Linked DNA regions of Homo sapiens: all the other regions are linked to region 1. Evidence: read pairs that join two places in POLR2A ChIA-PET (ENCODE). Cell type or tissue: K562. All regions are shown on one strand. Region 1 overlaps LOC101927932 (a long non-coding RNA gene). Region 2 overlaps ZNF831 (zinc finger protein 831). Region 3 has its middle 43 kb from the start of GNAS.

What was found. ChIA-PET counts read pairs that join two places held together with the same protein. Peaks named below come from ENCODE experiments on the same cell type or tissue, not always from the same donor. Only the 100,000 strongest peaks of a DNase experiment are listed, where the experiment ranks them.
Region 2: POLR2A ChIA-PET joins it to region 1 with 5 read pairs; 2 of 35 experiments call an interaction of 5 or more read pairs at or near these places.
Region 3: POLR2A ChIA-PET joins it to region 1 with 9 read pairs; 4 of 35 experiments call an interaction of 5 or more read pairs at or near these places.

What each region holds. Positions count from the first base shown.
Region 1 is chr20:58,873,256-58,878,255 of GRCh38, forward strand. All of the region lies in intron 3 of LOC101927932 (a long non-coding RNA gene), which reads right to left. It also overlaps a transcript of GNAS not described here. Among named protein-coding and RNA genes, the nearest start is that of GNAS, 16 kb to the right of the region's middle. In K562, no CTCF peak of the experiment used is centred here; a DNase peak (open chromatin) is centred at 2,476.
Region 2 is chr20:59,184,752-59,189,751 of GRCh38, forward strand. All of the region lies in intron 1 of ZNF831 (zinc finger protein 831), which reads left to right. Among named protein-coding and RNA genes, the nearest start is that of ZNF831, 23 kb to the left of the region's middle. In K562, no CTCF peak of the experiment used is centred here; no DNase peak of the experiment used is centred here; H3K27me3 peaks cover 1,159 bases.
Region 3 is chr20:58,932,114-58,937,113 of GRCh38, forward strand. No RefSeq gene overlaps it. Among named protein-coding and RNA genes, the nearest start is that of GNAS, 43 kb to the left of the region's middle. In K562, no CTCF peak of the experiment used is centred here; no DNase peak of the experiment used is centred here; H3K27me3 peaks cover 530 bases.

The sequences.
Region 1 (5,000 bases):
AGGGGTCACGGTGGTTCTTCAGGAAGAAAGAAATGTTGTTGGGAAATGTTTAGTGGAAATTTAGCATAAAATGACATGCCTAATTTAAGAAAACAGTTAAATCCATCATGGTTCCAAGTGAAAACAGTTGTCACAAATTAATTTTTCAAATGTTTGACTATTGGCAGGTCTGAGGTTTACTCATCTGTAGGTTATGTCCAACTTGGCAAAAGCATGGAATCCTGCCCAGTCCTTGGTACACAGGGACTAGCACATGTACCCATTTTTTCTCACTGATAAGTTATTTCCTAATTTTTTGGTTAACTTGAAGGTCGAAATAGCCTTACTCCTTTTTGTCTGTCTAGTAGCATCTCTAAGCTTGCAGTAGCTGCTCACGTGTCTGCCACGCCCCTTAGAAGGACGAATCCTTGCCTGGTCGGTGAGTTTGCCTCAATTCGGGCATTTTCATTTGTTCATTCATTCGATATACATGTATTGAGTGCCAAATATGTGCCCTTCCCCGTGGGGAAGACAAAAGTATGAGACACTGCTACTCCCTTGATGGAATCAAAACAAACCCAGGAAGTTAACAAGAGTGGGCAGTCTCTGCTAAGCGATTACACAGGGAATAAATAAGGAAAGATGGAAAGATTGTCAACCAAAAGACTTCAACAACCTGCTAAGAGTCTTCCAGCCCAGTTGAGCACACCAAATCAGAGGTTACCTAAAAGTGTCATGAGTGCTGATAATTAAACTGCAGAAAACCTAGAAGGATCTGCTGGGGTCAAAACAAGCAACATTTGACAGGCACAGCCATTCAGATTTTCATGCCACTCTGAGGCTGAAAATTTCTGCACAAACAGCAGTGACTGAACCTTTGCTAGTCACAGGATAGACCTCCCTGTTGATAGGGTAGACCTCCCTGTTGATAACTTGTCAGTCATGGGACTGAATGAGGCCTTTCTCCAGGAGGCACAGCCCAGAGGGTTACTGGCCATGCTGAGGAGGCAGTCTTGCTTCCAGGAGGGGCTGCAGAGGCCTGGCCCAAGAGTGGTGCTGAGAACTGCCTTTTGCCAACTTCTTTCTTTCATTGTGCACTCTCTGGAGCCAAACTATGCCTTCCAGGATCTTTCAAGACTAAAATTCTCTTAGGAAGATGGGCCCAATATTTCCCACCTAACCTTAGAAATCTTCTATGTCTAGGATTAGTGTTTTGAGAGTTAGATGGGAAAGTGTAGTTTGCAGCCAGATCCTTATGTACTACAGAGTGCTTTCACCTTAGTGCTTTCATCCTCCATCTTAGCTCCAACCCTCCATCTTAGCTCTTGGGCTGGCCCCCGTCTTAGCTCTAGCCTTACATCTTAGCTCCTGGCCTGCCCTCCATCTTAGCTTCTGGCCTGCCTTCTATCTTAGCTCCTGGCCTGCCCTCCATCTTAGCTCCTGGCCTGCCTTCTATCTTTGCTCCTGGCCTGCCCTCTATCTTTGCTGCTGGCCTGCCTTCCATCTTAGTTCCTGGCCTGCCCTCTATCTTAGTTCCAGTCCTCCATCTTAGATCCTGAGCTTTGGGTCTCTTTTGTTTTGTTCCCTAATGCAGATAGAGATAGTCTATATTCAAATACTATAATTAATTTCCAGCCATTGTGGAATGAAAAACACATTTTAATTTCCAGAATTTAATTTCCAACTTTCCTTTCACAAATACTTTTAAATTATCTATTTATTACCCTTGAAATAATATGTCTTATGGATAGGTCTCTGTAACTATCACAGCATATGATAGTGACCTTTATGTTTTTTTGAAAATATCTGTGTAATACAGATTGCTAGCTATTTTTTATGTTAAAAATAAGACAAGGGAAGGTTGTCTGGATGACTGAACTGAAAGAACTCTCAGGTGAACTTTGCTCCATAGTGAATATGATTGAGATTTATAGAATTATTAAGTTGTGGCTTCTTAAAAATTGCCACCGAAACAAGAATGCCTGAATTTTGTGTTCTGGGTGATCGTGGATGAGCACATGGCACATCTGAAAAGTGATTTGGCCCCAGGCCTCCTTACCTCCCTGCAGGTGGCTGTGTTCTCTTCAGTTAATCCCATTAGCTGGCAAAGGCTGATGAGGCTACTCGTAAGGGACATGTGCATTTTCATAAAGAGCTTTAGAGGCCCAAAAGCCCAGAGAGTCACATTTTTAATAGTGGGGTTCCTAAGAGTAGCATTCTAACAAGAGGCATTGGGGGGAACAGGGGAGAGCATTTGGGCAGTCACCCCCTCCCCACTTCTAGTTCCAGCCCCATACCCTGTTTTCCCAACCCAAGTCTATGGCTGCCTAGCAGCCCTCTAAGCAATGAGTTGACTTTCTTCCACTGTGACCCCAGGACACGTGGACCCCTCACACCAGATCTCCAAGTAGCAGCATAGTGCTTAGTGTTATTCTGCCTGGCAGCGGGGTGCCCCCCCCACCCCATTCAGTGGCAGTCAGGTTCAGATCGTAGCCTTCAGGGTGCCTGACTCATTCCGGCTCCGGTCGATAATGACAAGCCCCATGTTTTTCTCCAGCGTCCACGGCTATGACACATACAACAGTCAGGAAATAAAAGAGGCTTGAGTACTATACGGTTGCTTTACTTTCTTTAAAAAAGAAATATAATGTGAAGGGCATGGGGGAAGGAGCAAGGAGGCAGGAGTCCAGGCCAGCAAATAAGCCAGCAGCAAAACAACCTTGTTGTTTGTATGTTACATAAACAGCCCCCCCAACTGTCCTGCGGTTATATCCTTAGGAAAAACTGGGGCTTAGTGGCGCTTGGGTTGATTTCACACCTTAGCTTAGAGTTACTCAGAGGTGTATTAACAGCTAATGATTCCATTGAGGGCGGCCCAGATTGCCATCTTGACTTGCCAGATATTAGCAATACTCTTATAGAAACCCAAAAGCCTGCCAATTAAGTTCCCCAGTGTAAGTTAAAAGGGGCCTTTCTGAGATGCGTGATCTTTAGGAAAAGGAAATTAAACTAATTTTGAAAGCTCCTAACACTCGAGTTTCCTTATAATGTAAGTAGGTGACAGCTGGGATGAATATTATGAGTCCCTCCCATAATGTGTATTTGAATAGATGTCATGGATTCTAATGGCAGAGTTCAAAGTCACTCAGAGGGGCGGGTTTTTATTTTTTTAATGTCACCCACCTGAAATTATTTTCAGAAAGTTCTGTAATGGCTAACAGGATTAGAATGACATTGTCACAAAATGATATGAGGTGTTAAAAAGACCCCTACATGATGCGGTGTCCACAACGCACAAGAAGTACCCCCCCACCCAAGCATGACTCAGTAACACTCAGTGAGGAGGAGAGCATCGAATTATATAAGTTACAGTTTTATTTCAGACACACAAGCACGTAGGCCAGCAGTGATAGTAAACATGCAGGCATGCTTTCCCTCTGAGCATGAGAGGCGTTTGGATTTTACCCTCCCAGATGCAGAACCTCTGTACTTCTAAACAGCTTCCTCCTGACCCTTAGCTAAGTCAACGGGGAAAATCAGCCTCCAAGTTTTGCTAAATTGTGTACCATGACAGTGACTTGTATTTAGGAGACCTTGCGTGGATCTAAAGCCCAGAAGTAGCCACCACCACCGTTCCTCCTGATGAAAATGGCCTCACCAGCACCTCGCTGCAAACAGACACCAGCTCAAAACATTGATTTTCTCCCCACCCTCGCAGGGTTAGGATTCTGCTTAGAACTCTGCTTTAAGCTAAAATTTCCATCACCAAAGGGCCTGATTTCAGGCAGAGAAAGGACCACTTTAGCAAATGAGAGAAGCGAAGAGGAGTGGAGGAGGAGGGTCATTTCAACAGCAGCAAAACTCAGCCATGCCATTTTCCCTGACAGCACTTTAATTATGATGAAAGAACAAGATTTTTTTTTTCCGGTTTTTACAGAGGAGGCTCGTGGTGGGGGGAAAGGAGGGGGCTCTGAAAGAGATGTGAGCTGCCAAGGTACAGAGTGCAAAGCGGCTGTCACTGCCAAATGACAGATGCAGTTGGAGAGGGGGAGAGAAGCCCTTCCCTGAGCCTGTGCACCAGTGGCCTATTCTGTGGGGGCCCAGGACTAGTCAGCCAGGGGCAAATGGTGAATAGGATGGCCCAAAGGAGCCACCTGCTACATGCTAGCTTCCCCCTTTCCTTCCGTGAGATTTTAACCCCAGGGCTGGTTCTCCTAGTTGTGCTCTGCTCCACCAGCTTTGAAAGCCTTGGAGGGGTTTCAAGTGGTCACATACCTTATTGTTGAAAAGGATGTTTTTCTTTAAAGTCAGGTGCTAAGTCAGGTGTGAGGTTGAAATGGACACTTAAGGGCTTCAGAGCAGGATAAAGGGACAGAGCCCAGGAAGCCCAGGACTGATGCTCTGATGGGCAGAAGCCAGCCGTGTTTTAGGAATGGGGAAAGAGTTGGAGCACCAGATGTTAAGAGGCTACAGTCAGCTCAAGCAAGAACGAGAGAACGGCGCTGTCACTGACTTCCCACCTCCCGGCCTTGCCGGTAATCCCTGCTCTGATTGGAGGCATGGGGTCCACAGGAGGCACCTATTGTGTTGCCACAATGCCCAAAAGTGGCCTGAGAATTCTGGGCTGCTAGTGTTTAGAAAGAGATATAAGTGAACCCTAGACTCTCACAGCTGGAAAAAGCCTTTCTTCCTGGGAATGGGAAGTAACAAAATGAGTCCAGGTTAGCTGTGGAGTCCTTAGAGATGAAGGGAGCAGAGAGGGCGGAAAAAAAACAAAAACAAAGAAGGTGCATTATTTTGTGTTTCCTTTCACCTCCCTCCTTGGTTTTAGGGCCCTTTCCTGGCATGCAACAGGAAGTGCAGGCTGTGTTGAGAGCCTCTGGTGCAGACTTACGCAGAGCACAAGAGATGATGTGAGCCTGCTTGTCTGGGCTGCTTTTGTGTAACTGAATTACACAGTATCTATGTTAGAAGTGATGTCACCCAAGAGAGCCCCATGGCCTTGAACTAAACACCAAGGG
Region 2 (5,000 bases), 310 kb after region 1:
TCTAAAAACCTACTTATGGCATTTTCATGTTCTCTCTTTGCCCAGGCTCATTTGTGGTTTGCTTTTGCAAAGGAGGGCTTGGGAAATTGTCACTTCTTCTCTTCAAGTTTCTCCCACCTCTTTGTTCCCCTCTCCTCCATAAAGCTGCACATTTGCGCCAAAAGATATAACTGTTTGTGGGGGGGAATTGGGAGGAGGTGGGGAGCTGCACACGCGGCAGATGAGGGATGCGCCAAGTTCCCTGCGTGTGGGAGCCTGGGGATGGCAACAGGGTGAGGGCTTGGCATTCAGTCCAGGTGACCAAGGGGCTGTCCCGGACCCTTCCCTCGCTCAAAGAGGTAAGCCTTCTAGCGAGCTGCTTTCCCAGCCCCGGCCCCCAGCTTCCCCATCAGTCCAATGGGGACAATAGGACTTGCCATCTCCTTGATTCAGAGTGAGCAAAATTATCTGCAGCTTTTTGAGGTTTTCCTGAGAAAAGCGTCATCTCCCTCGAGGAAGGTGTTAGTCAGCTGTCATCTTGCCAGCAGGGATCAGCTGTTACTCAAAGGCGTCAATTTCGCAGTGATCACAGAACAGGCTGCAGAGAGCACAAAATGATCATCGTGGCAGGTGTGTCGGAAACATAGCGCTCTTTTCCTGGCATTTCTACTTTGAAGCCCCAAGCCTCCCACCCTATGAGAGTCAGTTCTGGGCTCCTTTTCCTCCTCCCCCTACCCCCAGGTTGGGCTAAAGTTTTTGGGGGGCACATGATACTCAGCCCTCAGCTCCCCAGGCAGGCCCCCACTGAGACACCCCTCGGGTGACAACCCCCTCAATTTGGCCCCATTTTCCCAGTCACTTCAGGGCCTTTCTGGGTGCTCTGAAATTCGTCCTGCAGCGAGAGCTCTGCGTGTGCCTCGTCCTCCTGCCTGGACGCACACTCCGGGCTGTTGATGCTCTGTGTCCTGGCACCCCTCTTTCCAGACTGCCCTGGGGAATGGAGCAGGAATTGCCACTGAGGCAGGAGCTGGACGGACTTATTTCTCCCTTCCTCCCTTCCGTGACCTCCCCACCCATGACCATTATAACCGGGGGATCAGGACAGGAGGCTTGTACTCATCCAGTTTCCTTAGGGTTTGGGGCTTTTGGAATTAAAACGCCTTTACTGAGTTTCTGCCACAGGAAGACAGAAGCCCTGCTCACCTATTCTCCGACTCAGCATTTAAGAGCCAACTGCAGGCAGTGCTTCTGTGTCTGATGGCTCCCTGTGGCCACAGAGCCTACCCCGTGCATTCATGCGTGCAGCTGGAAATGCCAGGACATGGCTGCTCCCACAGGCAGTCCCGATGCAGGCAGCTCACTTGCCCCTGGGGTGCATGTTCTACATGATCTCCTGGTGTCCCCCAGTGGGATTAAGCTCCAGTCACCCACAGTGGGGACTTGCTGGACATTTTGTAGCCTCCTTCACCCCCAGCCTTCCCATTTCCTTACAAGTGTTTCCTGGGATCACCTCCCAAATAAAATACTTGGGAATGGAATCCTTTTCTCAGGAACCCACCCCGAGACAGCATCCCTTGCTAGAGGCGATGCATGGAGACTGCTGAGCTGACGGATGGGGGAAGAGACAAGGGTAGGAGGAAGACAGGGTGGGGGAGGAACCGGTAGTTAATAGTTCAAAATATTATGGCGTATAATTGAAAACTGAAATAAATGGAGCGCTTACTCTGTGCTGGGCACAGCACTTGGTGTTTTCACATAACTTATTTCATCTGAACCTCCTGGTGGCTCTGCCCCAATGCCACTGTTCTTAGAGATGAGGAAACAGTCTCAGGGCCACCCTCTAGCAAGATGGTTAAGCAGAGACAGAAATTCAGGCCTACTGGTCTCCTGGGGAGGTTCCTGAAATTCTCAGCTAGTAGAAAGGTTGCAGCGTCTTGAGGTAAGCCTTTATCTTCCATTCCTATTAGCTCTTATCCGTTCTGGCAGCTACCTGTTAATCTCTAAAGATTCCTGCCTTTACATCTTTCCTTAAACAATTAGAACGTCTCAGATTGTTTTGAAGCCAGGGGCTCTTGCAGATGGCCTAGTGTGGTGAGGTTCATAATGAGACCAGAGGTTTAGGAGAGGGACAGAGAGTGGGTGCAATGGTCTTCTGGGTCCTCCCTTCTGCTCAGTGATGTGCTGGTAAATGTTGAGACTGGCTTTCAGGATGAAAAAAAAAAAAAAGGACTGACTTGTAGCATTTGCTGATTTTTGTGGTGTCAGTGCTTCCACTGTGGCCAGTTCAAGCTGTGAACATGATGCTACTGATGCTGAGGTTGGGAAGAGCCAGAGGTGTGACGTTCCACACTGCCAGGAAGCGTTCCCACCACACCAGCACATCCCACATAAATGGCCCCAAGATCCCTGAGAATGGAAGATGCCATAGAATCCTTAGCAGTGGTGAGCTCTGAGTATGTAGGAGCTGGTGTGAACTGGATGTTTCTTCCCCCCAGCTCCAAATCTACATGTAAAATCCTCACTCCCCATGTGATGGTATTAGGAGGTGGGTCCTTTGGGAGGTGGTCAGGTCATGACGTGGAGCCCTCATGAGTGGAATGAGTGCCTTATAAAGGGGACCCCAGAGAGCTCCACTGGTCTTTCCGTGATGTGAGGGGGCAGCAAGAAGACGGCCATCTAGGTACCAGGATGCAGGCCCTCACCAGGCACTGAACCTGTCTTGGACTTAAACTTGATCTTGAACTTCCCGTCTCCAGAGCTGTGTGAAATAAATATTTGTCATTTAAGCCACCCAATCTAGGGTATTTTTGTTATAGCAGCCCAAAGTACTTTTAAAAAATTGAGTACCTTTGCTCAATGAAGACAATACTTTAAAAAAAAAATTGAGACAGTACCTGTTTACAATTGAGGTAAAATTCACATAACATTAAATTCACCATTTTAACTATTTGAAAGTGAACAATTCTATGGCACTTAGTACATTCATAGTTTTACAAACTACCACCTCTGTCTGGTTCCAGAACATTTTCATCACCCCAGAAGGAAACGTTGTACCCAGTTAAAGCCTCATTCCCCATTCTCCCCCTCCTCTGGCAACCACTATAATTTGTTTTCTGTTTCCGTGAGTTTGTCTATTCCAGTTTCTTCATACAAATGCAATTATAAAACACGTGATATTTTGTGTCTGGCTTCTTTCATGCAGCATGACGTTTTCAAGGTGCATCCATGTTGTAGCATGTGCAAGCACTTTGTTGCTTTTTATGGCTGATTACGATTCTACGGTACTGTATATTGCCGTTTGTCTATCCACTCATCAGCTGATGGACATTTCTGTCATTTCTCTCTTTTGACTATTTTGAATAAAGCTACTGTGAACATGCACGTACAAATTTTTGTTTGAATACCTGTTTTCAATTCTTTGGGGTATATACCTAGACGTAGAATTGCTGGATCCTATGGTAATACATGTTTAACTTTTTGAGGAACTACCCAGTTGTTTTTAAAGTGGCTGCATCATTTTATATCCCCACCAGTCGTGTTTATGGGTTCTAAATTCTCCACATCCTCACCAACACTTGTTATTTTATTGCTTATTAGTTTATTATTATTATTTACCATAGCCATGGTTGGTGTGAAGTCCTATCTCATTGTGGTTTTGATTTACATTTTCCTAATAGCTGATGGGATGAAGCATCTTTTTATGTGCTTTTTGGGCATTTGGAGAAAAAAAATCTATTCAAGTCCTCTGCTCATTTTTAAATTGGGTTGTTACAAAAATTATCTGGGTGTGGTGGTGCACGCCTGTAGTCCCAGCTACTCAGGCGGCTGAGGCATGAGAATCGCTTGAACACGGGAGGCGGAGGTTGCAGTGAGCTGAGATCATGCCACTGCATTCCAGCCTGGGCGACAGAGTGAGACTCCATCTCAATAAATAAATAAATAAATAAATAAATAAATTGGGTTGTCTTTTGTTATTGCATTGTAAGAGTTCTTTGTATATTCTGGATATATCATGCATATAATTTGCAAATATTTTCTCCCATTCCGTGGACTGTTTTTTCACTTTCTTGAAAGTATCCTTTGATGAACCAAAGTTTTAGATTTTGAAGTCAAATTTATTTTTCTTTTGCTGCATGTACTTTTGGTGTCATATTTTAAAATCCATTGCAGCCGGGTGTGGTGGCTCATGCCTATAATCCCAGCACTTTGGGAGGCTGAGGCCAGTGGATCACCCGAAGTCAGGAGTTCGAGACCAGCCTGGTCAACATGGTGAAACCTGGTCTCTACTAAAAATACAAAAATTAGCTGGGCATGGTGGCGCACACCTGTAATCCCAGCTACTCAGGAGGCCGAGGCAAGAGAATAGCTTGAATCCAGGAGGCAGAGGTTGCAGTGAGCTGAGATCGCACCACTGCACTCCAGCCTGGGCAACACAGCAGGACGCCATCTCAAAAAAAAAATAAAAAAATAAAAAAATAAAAAAATCCATTGCTAAATCCAAAAAAGTCATGAGGTTTTAATCCTTTGTCTTCTAAGAGTTTTATAACTTTAGTGCTTACATTTGAGACTGTAATCAATTTTAAGTTATCCAGTTGTCATTTATTTGTTTTTAACATTATTTGATTGTAAGTTTATGTAACGTATCTTTTAATTAGGGCTGTGTTTCACAGCTGGCTTGCGCAATTTTTGAAAATTTAACAATCAGCTCTCTTGAGCCAGTATGAGTGGTATGAGCCAGCTCAATGTGCTGCTACTTCTATGTTTTTTATTATTTTTAAATTTTTATTTATATATTTTTTGAGACAGAGTTTCACTTTCTCACCCAGGCTGGAGTGCAGTGGTGCGATATTGGCTCACTGGAACCTCCACCTCCAGGATTCTAGCAATTCTCCTGCCGTATCCTCCTGAGTAGCTGGGATTACAGGCTCCTGCCACCATGCCCGGCTAATTTTGTATTTTTAGTAGAGACGGGGTTTCACCGTGTTGGACAGGCTGGTCTTGAACTCCTGACCTCAGGTGAT
Region 3 (5,000 bases), 59 kb after region 1:
ATTTATCCTAGAAGATAAGTACTTTTAAAATATCACAATATCATTATCACACCTACAAGTATCAACAACATTCCCTTAATATCATCAAATAACCCCTCACTTGTCCATTTTCAATTTGAAATTGTCTCATGAATTATTTTAGCATTAAAAAGATAAGAATTCAAGAAACAAGATTCCTTGACATGACTTCCAGGTCTCTGAATTTATAAGTCCTCCTCTATCTCCCTGTTTTCTTCCTTAAAATGGTTTATTTCCCACAGTCTGGAATTCGTTTATTGAATTCCTGAATTCAATAACGAAGATTGGCCGCTGGGCCTAGAGGCTTCATCAGATTCAAATCTGATTTTGTTACAAGATGACTTTACAGGCGGTGCTGTGTACTTCCATTGGGAAAAACAGAACGTCTTGCTTTCTCTCCTTTTATTGTGAACAACCATTGATATTGAATATCTGCATTCACTAATTCTCCAGAGGCTGAAAAATCGTCAAAATCCAATTTTAGCATTCTCTTTCCATGTATTATGCTTCTTGAAAAAGAAACTTCCTCCCATCCATATTTGGTTACATGAATATACAGTCGTTATAGGAAAGGCAAGATAAGTGCTTGATCCCCTCTCTTTACTCATTTTCAAAACAATGTATAGATCCCCTGGCATCCTCCAACTGTGATCAATTATTACTGTCATTATTAATTATAATTTATTTAGTATCATACTGACATTTTCGATGTGATGTGCTTCAGTCTATTGCAGGTTTATTCTTATTAATATCTAAAGAGTTCAGCCTGCAGTGAGAACACATGGACACAGAGAGGGGAACGACACACCCTGGGGCCCGTCGGGGAGTAGGGAGGGAGAGCATTAGGGAAAACAGCTAATGCACGCTGGGCTTAATACCTAGGTGATAGGTTGATAGGTGCAGCAAACCACCATGGCACACGTTTACCTACGTAACAAGCTTGCACATCCCACACGTATGTCCCAGAACTTAAAATAAAAATAAAAAATAAAGAATGCAGAAGAAAAAAAAGGGTTTGGTTGGCTGGTAGCTCACCTCTGTAATTCCAACACTCTGGGAGGCCAAGGTGGGCAGATTACTTGAGCTCAGGAGATTAAGACCAGCCTGAGCAACATGGTGAAACACCATCTCTACTAAAAATACAAAAATTAGCCAGGTGTGGCGGTGCACGTCTGTAGTCCCAGCTACTTGTGGGACTGAGGCAGGAGGATCACTTGAACCGAAAAGGTCGAGGCTGCAGTGAGCTGAGATGGCACCACTGTACACTCCAGCCTGGGTGACAAAGTGAGACCCTGTCTCAAAAAAAAAGTTCCAAGCCTGGCGCGGTGGCTTATGCCTGTAATCCCAGCACTTTGGGAGGCTGAGGCGGGCGGATCACTTGAGGTCAGGAGTTCGAGACCAGCCTGCCCAACATGGTGAAACCCAGTCTCTACTAAAAATACAAAAATTAGCGGGGCATGTTGGTACATGCCTGTAATCCCACCTACTTGGGAGGATGAGGCAGGAGAATCGCTTGAACCCAGGAGGCGGAGGTTGCAGTAAGCCAAGACCGCGCCACTGCACTCCAGCCTGGGCAACACGAGCAAAACTTCATCTCAAAAACAAACCAACTAACAAACAAACAAAGTTCCACCTAACTGACATATACAGACCATTTCGTGCAACAGCAGCAGAAAACACGTTCTTCTCAAGCACACATAGAATGTTCTCTAGGATAGATCATAGATCATATGCTAGGCCAAAAACCAAATCTTAACATAATTAAGAAGAATTGAAATCGTATCAAGTATCTTATCTTTTCCACAATGGTATGAAACTAGAAATCACTAACAGAAAGAATTTCAGAAAATTCACAGTTATGTGGAAATTAAGCAACAGGCTCCTTAACAACAAATGAAGCTAAAAAGAAATTTAAAATTATCTTGAGGGCTGGGCACGGTGGCTCACACCTATGATCGTAGCGCTTTGGGAGGCCAAGGTGGGAGGATTGCCTGATCCCAGGCAACACGGTGAGATCCTGTCTCTATAAAACACAGAAAAATTAGCCAGGTGTGGTGGTGCATGCTGGTAGTCCCAGCTGCTTGGGAGGCTGAGATGGGAAGATCACTTGAGTCCAGGTGTGCAAGGTTATAGTGAGCTATGATCATGCCACTACACTCCAGCCTGGGCAACAGAGTGACACACTGTCTCTAAAAATAAATAAAATAAAATATTTTGAGACTAACAAGAATGGAAACATAACATACCAGAATTTATGGGATGCAGTTCTAAGAGGGAAGTTTATAGCCATAAATACCTATATCAAAAAAGAAGAAAGATCTCAAATAAACAATGTAACATCATACCTCAAGGTACTAGAAAAAGAAACACACACAAAGCCCAAAGTTAGTAGAAGGAAGAAAATAATAAAGATCAGAGCAGAAACAAATAAAATAGGGACTAGAAAAATAATAAAAAAGATCAGTGAAACTAAGAGTTGGGTTCTTGAAAAGACAAACATAATTGACAAACCTTTAGCTAGGCTAAGAAAAAAAGAGAGAAGATTAAAATAAGTAAAACCAGAAATGAAAGAGGAATAATTACAATCAATAGCACAGAAATACAAAGGATTATAAGATATTATAAATAATTACATGCCAGCAAAAGGGGGAACCTAGAAGAAATGGATAAATTCCTAGAAACATACAACTTACCAGGACTGAATCATGAAGAAATAGAAAATCTGAACAGACCAATAACAAATAAGAAGATTGAATCAGTAATCAAAAATCTCCCACCAAAGAAAAGCCCAGGACCTGATGGCTTCACAGGTGAATTCTACCAAACATTTGAGGAACTAATACCAATCCATCTCAAACTCTTCCAAAAAATTGAAGAGAGGGAATACTTCCAAACTCATTTTACAAAGCCAGTTTTACTGATACCAAAGCCAGACAAGAACACTGCAAAAAAAGAAAATTATGGACCAACATCCTTGATGAACACAGATGCAAAAATCTCAACAAAATATAAGCAAACTGAACTCAACAGCACATTAAAAAGATCCTTCACCATGATGAAATGAGATTTTCCCTTGGGATGCAAGGATGATTCCACATATGCAAATCAATAAATGTGATATAACACATTAACAGAATAAAAGATAAAAACCATATCATTATCTCAATAGGTACAGAAAAAGCATTAGACAAAATTAAACATTGCTTCAGGATAAAAATCTCAACAAACTAGGTACAGAAAGAATGTATCTGAACACAATCAAGGTCATATATCACAAGTCCACAGCGAGTGTTCTACTTAATGGTAAAAAGTTGAAAGTTTTTTCTCTAAGATCAGGAAAAACACAAGGATGCCTGCTCTTGCCACTTCTATTCAACACAATACTGAGTTCCAGCCAGAGCAAGTAGGCAAGGGAAAAAAAAAAAAAAAAGCCATCCAAATTGGAAAGGAAGAAGTTAAACTGTCTTTGTTAGCAGGTGACATGATCTTATATATGGAAGATCCTAAAGACTCCATTAAAAAAACTGTTAGAACACATTAATTTAGTAAAGTTGCAGGTTAGGCGCTTTGTAATACAGGCTGGGCGCAGTGGCTCACACCTGTAATCCCAGCACTTTGGGAGGTGGAGGTGGGTGGATCACCTGAGGTCAGGAGTTCGAGACCAAACTGGCCAACATGGTGAAACCCCGTCTCTACTAAAAATACAAAAAATTAGCTGGGCGTGGTGGCGCATGCCTATAATACCAGCTACTCAGGAGGCTGAGGCAGGAATTTCTTGAACCTGGGAGGTGGAGGTTGCAGTGAGCCGAAATTGTGCCACTGCACTCCAGCTTGGGCAATGAGAGTGAAACTCCGTCTCAAAAAAAAAAAAAAAAAAGAAAAGAAAGAAAGTCAACATACAAAAATTAGTAGTAGCATTTCTACATACTAACAATAAACTATCTCAAAAAGGAATCAAGAAAATAACTAATTTACAATAGCTACAAAATAAAAATACTTAGGAATAAATGTGATAAGGAAGTGAAAGATCTGTATATTGAAAACTATAAATTGCTGATGAAAGAAATTGAAGAATACACAAATAGATGGAAAAATATCTGGTGTTCATAGTTTAGAAGAGTTAATATTGTTTAAATATCCATACTACCCAAAGATTTCTACAGGTCCAATGCAATCACTATAAAAATCCCAATGAAATTTTCACAGAAACAGAAAAAACAATACTAAAATTTGTACGGAACCATAAAAGACCCCAAATAGCCAAAGCAATCTTGAGCCAAAAGAACAAAGCTGGAGGCATCATACTACCTGACTTCAAAATACACTACAAAACTATGGTAACCAAAACAGCATGGTACTGGGATAAAAACAGACACATAGGCCAATGGAGCAAAATAAAAAGCCCAGACATAAATCGATGCATTTACGGTCAATTGATTTCTGGCAAAGATGCCAAGAACATACAATGGGGAAAACAATCTCTTCAATAAATGGTGTTGGGGAAACTGGATAGCCATATGAAGAATAATGAAATTAGACCCTTACTTCACGTATAAAAAACAAACAAACAAAAAATGGATTAAAAATGTGAAACTGTGAAACTGGGCCAGGCGTGGTGGCTCATGCCTGTAATCCCAGCACTTTGGGAGGCCGAGTCAGGTGGATCACCTGAGGTCAGGAGTTCGAGACCAGCCTAGCCAACATAGTGAAACCCCATATCTACTAAAAATACAAAAAAATTAGCCAGGCATAGTGGCACACACCTGTAGTCCCAGCTACTTGGGAGGCTGAGGCAGGAGAATTGCTTGAACCCAGGAGGTGGAGGTTGCAGTGAGTAAAGATAGTGCCACTGCACTCCAGCCTGGGAGACAGAGTGAGACTCTGTCTAAAAAAAAAAAAGGATGTGAAACTGTAAAACTACTAGAAGAAAACATAGGGTAAAAGCTCCATGACATTGATCTGGACAATGATATTTTGGATAT